Regions from separate parts of the Mus musculus genome. Here region 1 is linked to region 2. A link is a contact called in ENCODE Hi-C or POLR2A ChIA-PET data. All regions are on one chromosome and are shown on one strand. The core of a region is the stretch at or near the end of the contact, and the rest is flanking DNA. Distances in the headings are between cores, read along the strand shown.

Region 1 (3,185 bases), core at 74-2,573, 670 kb after region 2:
TCGCAGACCTCTCCAGCAAGGGTTCTGGAAGGATGTTAGGGAAGGCTGACATTCCAGCCAGACCTGGAAGTGGGACAAATTCAACTTGACTCCTTGCTGAGAGATGGAGTATATGTTAGGCAACCAATCCAGACAGGAGCGTATGACAAGGTTCTAGATTGGTTCCAGGCCAGTGCCAAGCAAGCCGCACTCAGAAGTGAGGTAAGGTTAGCTGATGGTACCATGGCTTAAAGGTTTCCCATGCTTTCATGCTCTGATGGAAATTGACTCTGCTTTTCCTTAATTTGCTAGGGAAACTTCTAGAGAAAAGAAACTCTTTTCTTGCATGGAGAGGTGACAGGAGTGTTTGCATACCTGGATGGCCCCAGAGAATTTATAGCCAATCCCTGGAGCTAGCTCGCTCGCTCTCTCTCTCTCTCTCTCTCTCTCTCTCTCTCTCTCTCTCTCTCATTAATTTTATTTATTTAATGTATGAGTGCTCTATAGCATACATATCTGCCTGCCTGAAGAGGGCATCAGATTCCCCTATAGATGGTTGTGAGCCACCATGTGGTTGCTGGTTGCTGGGAATTGAACTCATGACCTCTAGAAGAGCAGCCAGTGCTTTTAACTGCTGAGCCATCTCACTAGCCCCACTGTAAAGGTTTCGGAACCATCCAAAAAGCATGCACCAATTCTTTCCCTTCCTCTGTCCGTGATGCAGCAGCATTAGAGAATCCAGGAGGTTGAACCTATGTGACAAATAATTTGTGTCCAAAACTCCAGCTATGAGGAAGCTCATCGGTGTAGAAGGAGATGAAGTCAAGGCCGTGTGGGAGGGGAGATCTGAGTCCCGATCCTCAGCTCCTGCTGATGATGTGACATCATGACATCCTGGCACCCTCCATAGAGCTCTCAAGAGGCAAGGCAGGCTGCTCTTCAAACCAGCTCCTGGAAGGGAGAACACTGCCAAGCAAGGGACAAATCTGACTGAGATGTAACTTATAAAACATAGGGAAATGACAACGTGAACAGTTATTTTTCTCTGGAGACACACATAACAAATGGCACATTCAAATCAGCGCTGCGAATGTTAAGTAGTCTCTACATGTGCCTGGCCCTGTGACTACACAGTGCGGATTCCTGGGCTCTCCTTTCAGTCACTAAGAAGGTTTTCCCTAGATTCCCTACTGGGAACCATCTCCCAGGGATTTCTGGTTCAGGATGGCTGAAGCCCAGTGGGTCCTGTGACTCTGGCTTTCTGATGCAAGGGCCATCTGAGTTCATTTTGAGATGCTGAGACCAACCCCTATCCATTCAGAAGCCATTCGGTGTCCCTTCTTCAATTAGTTCCTTATCGTGGGGCTGCTGAAAGCATTGTGAGTATCCAGAGATGAATTAATGAGGGCTGAAAAGATCCAGAGATAGTTACATGCAAAGATGAAAAGGGCCCATTAGAATATCGGGATAAATAAAATCTGCCCTCCGCCCATTTCAGAAGACTTAATGGAACGTCGCAAAGTGTTCAGAAGGAGTTGTTCTGAGGCCTGGAGGGAGGCAGACACCGCCATTCCTGTCTGATACTTGGGGCTGTAGCTGCTGCAATCCACTCAGGCCCTCAGCTCTGGTCCAGGTCAGTGTGATGTTAGGGATAAATGTGTGTGGGGCATCCTTAGAACAAAGCCAGGGAATCGGGAATTTAAATCACTCTGATTTATGCCCAGCTTGTCAACTCTCCTGGGCTTTAGAAATGCTGAATATTCGAGCATTTGCTTTCAGATGTGGCACTTGCTTTCAGATGTGAGGTGGGGCTTGTTCCCAGTTGATTATTAACAATGGGGACCCTGACACTTCAGTGATGCTCAGCTGAAACCTTTAAACTCATCCATTCCTGCTTTGTGACGTGCTAGAGATTCCACGAATTAAGAAAAAAACACTCTATAGGAACATCATCTGACTTTTTTGAGCAGTATTTCTGCGACCAGTTAGTTACCTTGGGGGCGGGGGGCGGGGATGGAGGCTTAAGCATCCTTTATCTGTGTTCACACATCTGAGCTGCCACTCTCTTACTGAGTGTTGGGAATGCACATCAAGTCTATACTAACGAAAAATTCTTTCCTGAAGAGGAGACAATGGCGGGATACTCCTCTACCGCCTGTATTGTGGCTGCTTATTATGTATCTAACAGTGTTCCATGCTGAGCAGAAAACCTGGTTCCTCCTGCCCACGCGGTTACTATAAATGTTTCAATCAATCCCTTTCATGCAGCACAGAGCACAGGAAGCACAATGTGCAGTGACTAAACAAGCCATTTAAATTCTTCTCAGGCAGAGAGGTTAAGAGAGAGGTGGGGGGAGGAGCGGCGAGAGCAGAGATGGCCAAGGTACTGCATTCAAATGTTTTTGATGGGTTTCTAAGATACTTGTCTCTTTTCTCCGAAACAAATGCATTCATGTCCCAGGAAGGAAGGCAACGGAGGAAAATGCTCGCTGGTGAGCTCATGAGAAATGCCAAAGGAGTTGTTTGTGTCGAGCTTCAAATATCAGGGTTTCTTTATTGTGGAGCTTTGAGGCTCAGAGTCAGGCCAAGTGTTTCCATGACAACTAATAGATGTTATGTTTATTTACTGAGCAGCGGGTGAATGACGCATCAGCAACTGACATTTTAGTTTCTTTCTCCTTTTTCTCCCCTCTCCAGTAAAGGTTTGTTTTACTGGATGAAAATGGCTCCATCTTCCGTTTTATTCATCAGAGCTTCTAAGGTGAAAATAAACCTCAGTTTAATAGGATTCAGTTATTCCATGAAACACACGTTGAGGTCCCGTCCCTTTATGGGCCTCAGAGAGCCTTTACAGTGGGCAGTTGCTGGTGAGAAGATGAATTGCAAAGCAAAAAGCAAATTTTGGGTTTTACTCACTTGAAAATGATCTAACAACTGCATTCTGAGTGATGTAAATTTACACAGGTCTCATTAATGTCCTCTAGATTCCATATGACCTTGTTTATGCTCCTACTAATACATTCATAAAAGGGGGCCAATTAAGACTTGTAACAGGACCACAGCCTCAGCAGAGATGGGAGCCAGGCTGCAGGGTAGGTTGGGACAATTGACCCCTGGTTATAAATAATGCTATATCCCACCATGTTATCTGCCTGTGGCTTGTGGCTCGTATGCCCTCTAACTATTTGCGGTCAATTTTTAATGCT
Region 2 (3,369 bases), core at 84-2,583:
TACTCTCTGCCTATGTCTTACTTCTCACCTTTGGGCACCGAGCCCACTCGGTCTCATTTCACAAGGTGAACTTGGCTATAGGGGACCACAATACCTACCCAAAGTTACTCCGTGCTCCTCGGCACATTCCACTTTTCTTAATTGCTTCCAATTTCCTTTTCTCAGGTTTGCTGTTCCAGGAAAAAGGGTTCTAAATTAACGCTCTACAAAGTCCCCCTACATGTTGGTTTGCAAAATTAATGATCCTCATGGCAGAGCAAATTAATCTTTGATGCTTGGTTGACGCTAAAGACAAAACTCACTGGGGCCCTCTTAAGACACAGAATCAGAGTCGTCCCCCACCCCCGCCCCTTTTCCCTTCCGTGCCAGCTACATCCACAAAGTAGGCAGTGCATTACATCTCAGAAGCCCATCTCTGAATCTTGTCGTCAGTCTGTGCAGGGGCTGTGCAAGGTGCTCAGAAGCTAGGAGAGGCTACGCAGTGGAAGCCACCAGATAGATGGTCACAGGAGAAGTTCCACTTGCACTTTCTACAGCTACTGAGGAGACGTGTTGCTCCACTGAAAGAACACTACTTGCTTCAATTTTAGGGAGACTATGACAGCATCTGCGAGAGCCCACAGCACAGGTCTGAGGGCTTGCAGAGAGATCTCAGAAAGGACTGGAAGCTCTCGCACTGCTACTGTAGTTCTAGCCAGAAGCGTTTGCTACATTGCAATGCTCAATTCCTTTTAGCTTAAAAAAAAAAAAAAAATTAAAGCTACACGCCTGTCAAAAGGACACTTTCTGAGAGGGCACCCATCAGCAATCATCCCACTCCGCGCAGGGTCGCGGCTGGAGGCACGGTACTCCGTCCTCCTCCTCCCAGGTCTGGGAAAGCCAGATGTTTGGGAGGGTCTGGCTAAGCCCGCTCCACGATCCCGCCCGAGCCCTGGCACTATGAAAGAAGCTAGTGTCCTTTCATTTGTCGGGTGTGAACCATAGCCTCGGGTTGGGCCTTTGGGAGAAAATTCAGTCCCCCTTCAAGTCCACCTCCGAGTCAGGGCTGTAAGAAGAGTGGCGGGCGCGGGCTCCAGGACTCTCGCGTCTCCTTTGTGCTATAAGCCGCTCTCGGCCGGTTCCCGCTCCTCTCCCACAGAACGTGGAGGACGCGCGCTGGGCCAGGGCGACCCTAAGGGACCCGCCCGCAGGGCCCTCTGGTGGTAGCACCTGGCGGCCAGGCCACAACCGAGGGGCGGGGCCGGGCTGGGCGGGGGTTGGCGGGGGAGGGGGGGAATCTCCGCGCGCACGAGTCCGCGCGCTCGCCGCGTCCGGCGCACGCGCGAGGCCGGGAGGAGCGCGCCCCGGCGGCGACGGCGGGAGCGGAGCGGCTGAGAGAGGCTGGCCGCGCGGGCCGGCGGGCAGCGGCAGCGCCCGGAGCCGGGCGAAGGGCGAGGCCGGCGGGGACGGCGGAAGTCGCCCGCCCGACCGCGAGCCCCTGAGTCGGTAGATGGGGCTGCGCGGCGCCCGCGACTGATGAGTGGAGCGGCGGCGCGGAGGCGGCCGAGGTGCGAGCCGGTGAGTGGCGGCCCCACGCGGTGCGGTAACGGCCGGCCCCGGAGCCCCAAGCCCGGCGGCGCCACGCGGGCCCCGCCCCTGCCACCTGGGCGCGGGAGCCGTGGCGTGTCCCTCGCGCGCCCCTCGCCCCACGCGTCCCCCGCGGGCCGCCCCTTCCGGGCGGGGCCGGCCGCCTCCCTCTGCGGCGCGGGCGCCTCGGCGTGGACCCGGGCGGGCGAGCGAGCGGGCTGGCGCTGGGACTGACACCTTTGGGGGCTCAGAGATCCCGGGGAGGAGGCTTGCTGCAACTCCTGCTGCCACTTCCGAGCCACGAGGTTCCAGTTGTTTGGCTAAAGTGGCGGTGGGCGAGCACACGCCTCTGCGGGGGCGGTCGCCGCTCAGCGCGTGCTCTCCGAGCTGGACACATTTGCCTGAAAGCAGAAAGGTGCCTGCCTTCTCTTCCCCCACTTCTATTTTGGCCGGACGGCAGGCCGGAGGGGAGTAGATGCAAGATCGGACAGCGCGGTGACAGCTTGTGGATTGGTTGGGGTGTCTTTGGTTATTTTTCTTGCTGGGGGGACTCTTTTTTTTTTTTTTTAACACTTTATTGGGAGTTTATTCTCAAGGTACCAGTTCCTGGGATCGCAGCTCGAGAAAACATTCATTAAGCTCCCCTTTTCTGGGGTGAGTATTTGTGTAGGTGGGGAGAAGGGTGAGGAAGAGACTCAAGGCTGTAGGCAAGGCTCAGAAAATTCTCCGCATTACTCAAAAAGCAGCCGGTTAAGGTCAGGCTAGCCATGCTTTTACTCTTTTCCTACGCCTCTGGGAATTCTTGGAATTTTACTTTAGCCCTCCTGAATGGGGTTCCTTGTCATATAGCTGACAGCATTCGGGGTGCGTTAAATTGGTCTTCACTTGGAATATGAGTTAGCAGCCATTTCTTCCCATGTGGTGTTTCAGGTCATTATTTCTTTTTTGGAAACTTACATACGTCTCATGTGTACTAAAACTATCTCAGCCTTGGTTAAGGGTAAATTTTGGTACACTGGTCAAACAATGCACCAGCCTTTGGCTGTGTAGTTATGATAAACTACTAGGCCTGATTGTAGTTTTGTGGTTAGAGGCCTTATTGCTCTGTAAACAAATAACTTTGGGGGTTGTTTCATTTTGAGGTCATTTGTTTCTTAAAGCTTTCATATATTTAAATTATTAAATTATTGTTTAAATACATACATTGCTCTATAAGGCTCATGTTTCTTTTATTCCAAATTAGGGTTACATAATGCAAAAATGGTTACACTTTGAGTTGCTCTATTTTGTCCTATGGAGACTACAGGCTATGTAGGAGCGCGGGCTTATGGTGTGTGTGTGTGTGTGTGTGTGTGTGTGTGTGTCTTGTAATTATTGCAGTGAATCTCATTTCCACCTTGGAATATTGAAACACACACACACACAAAGTTTTGAGGTAAAAATATCAAGCTGTTAGAGTTAAGTTTGATAGCTCTGTACAAGACAATCCTTTTTTCTCCTCTTCAGGAAAACTGTTGGATTTTATAATTTTTTTAAAAAAAATATTTGAGGGAGCAATTTGCTTTTTTTCCTAAGCTCATTTTTTTTTTCCCCCTGAAGCTGAAATTGTGTCAGAAGGCTACCCAGGCTGCTTCTCTCCTTTCCCTTTAAATTTGAGATTGAAAACAAAAAAGACAGTCACAAGACCCTGGGTACCTGTTTTATAATGTTTTAAAATTGTGTTGCTTGTTTGACTATATACCATACCTATATGAGCTTTACCTCTGAATAATGGAAGATTATCAGAAGACAACAGATGTTTTA

What was found. Hi-C counts contacts between places; a loop is a spot of excess contacts on that map. ChIA-PET counts read pairs that join two places held with the same protein, here RNA polymerase II (POLR2A).
Region 1: a loop to region 2 is called in a map of left cerebral cortex, with 7 times the contacts of the local background. The contact joins the promoter of C530044C16Rik here to the promoter of Mpp6 in region 2. A Hi-C loop is called at or near these places in 1 of 37 maps with a recorded cell type or tissue (left cerebral cortex). POLR2A ChIA-PET finds 5 or more read pairs at or near these places in 1 of 5 experiments (embryonic stem cell).

The regions. Positions count from the first base shown.
Region 1 is chr6:50,774,792-50,777,976 of GRCm38, forward strand. C530044C16Rik (RIKEN cDNA C530044C16 gene) reads left to right here and starts at 1,324. Exons shown (of 5, transcript NR_045984.1): 1 at 1,324-1,358; 2 at 1,478-1,612.
Region 2 is chr6:50,108,908-50,112,276 of GRCm38, forward strand. Mpp6 (membrane protein, palmitoylated 6 (MAGUK p55 subfamily member 6)) reads left to right here and starts at 1,334. Exons shown (of 13, transcript NM_019939.2): 1 at 1,334-1,557. It overlaps Gm38805 (a long non-coding RNA gene), which reads right to left and starts at 1,250. Exons shown (of 3, transcript XR_869061.1): 1 at 1,033-1,250; 2 at 99-170.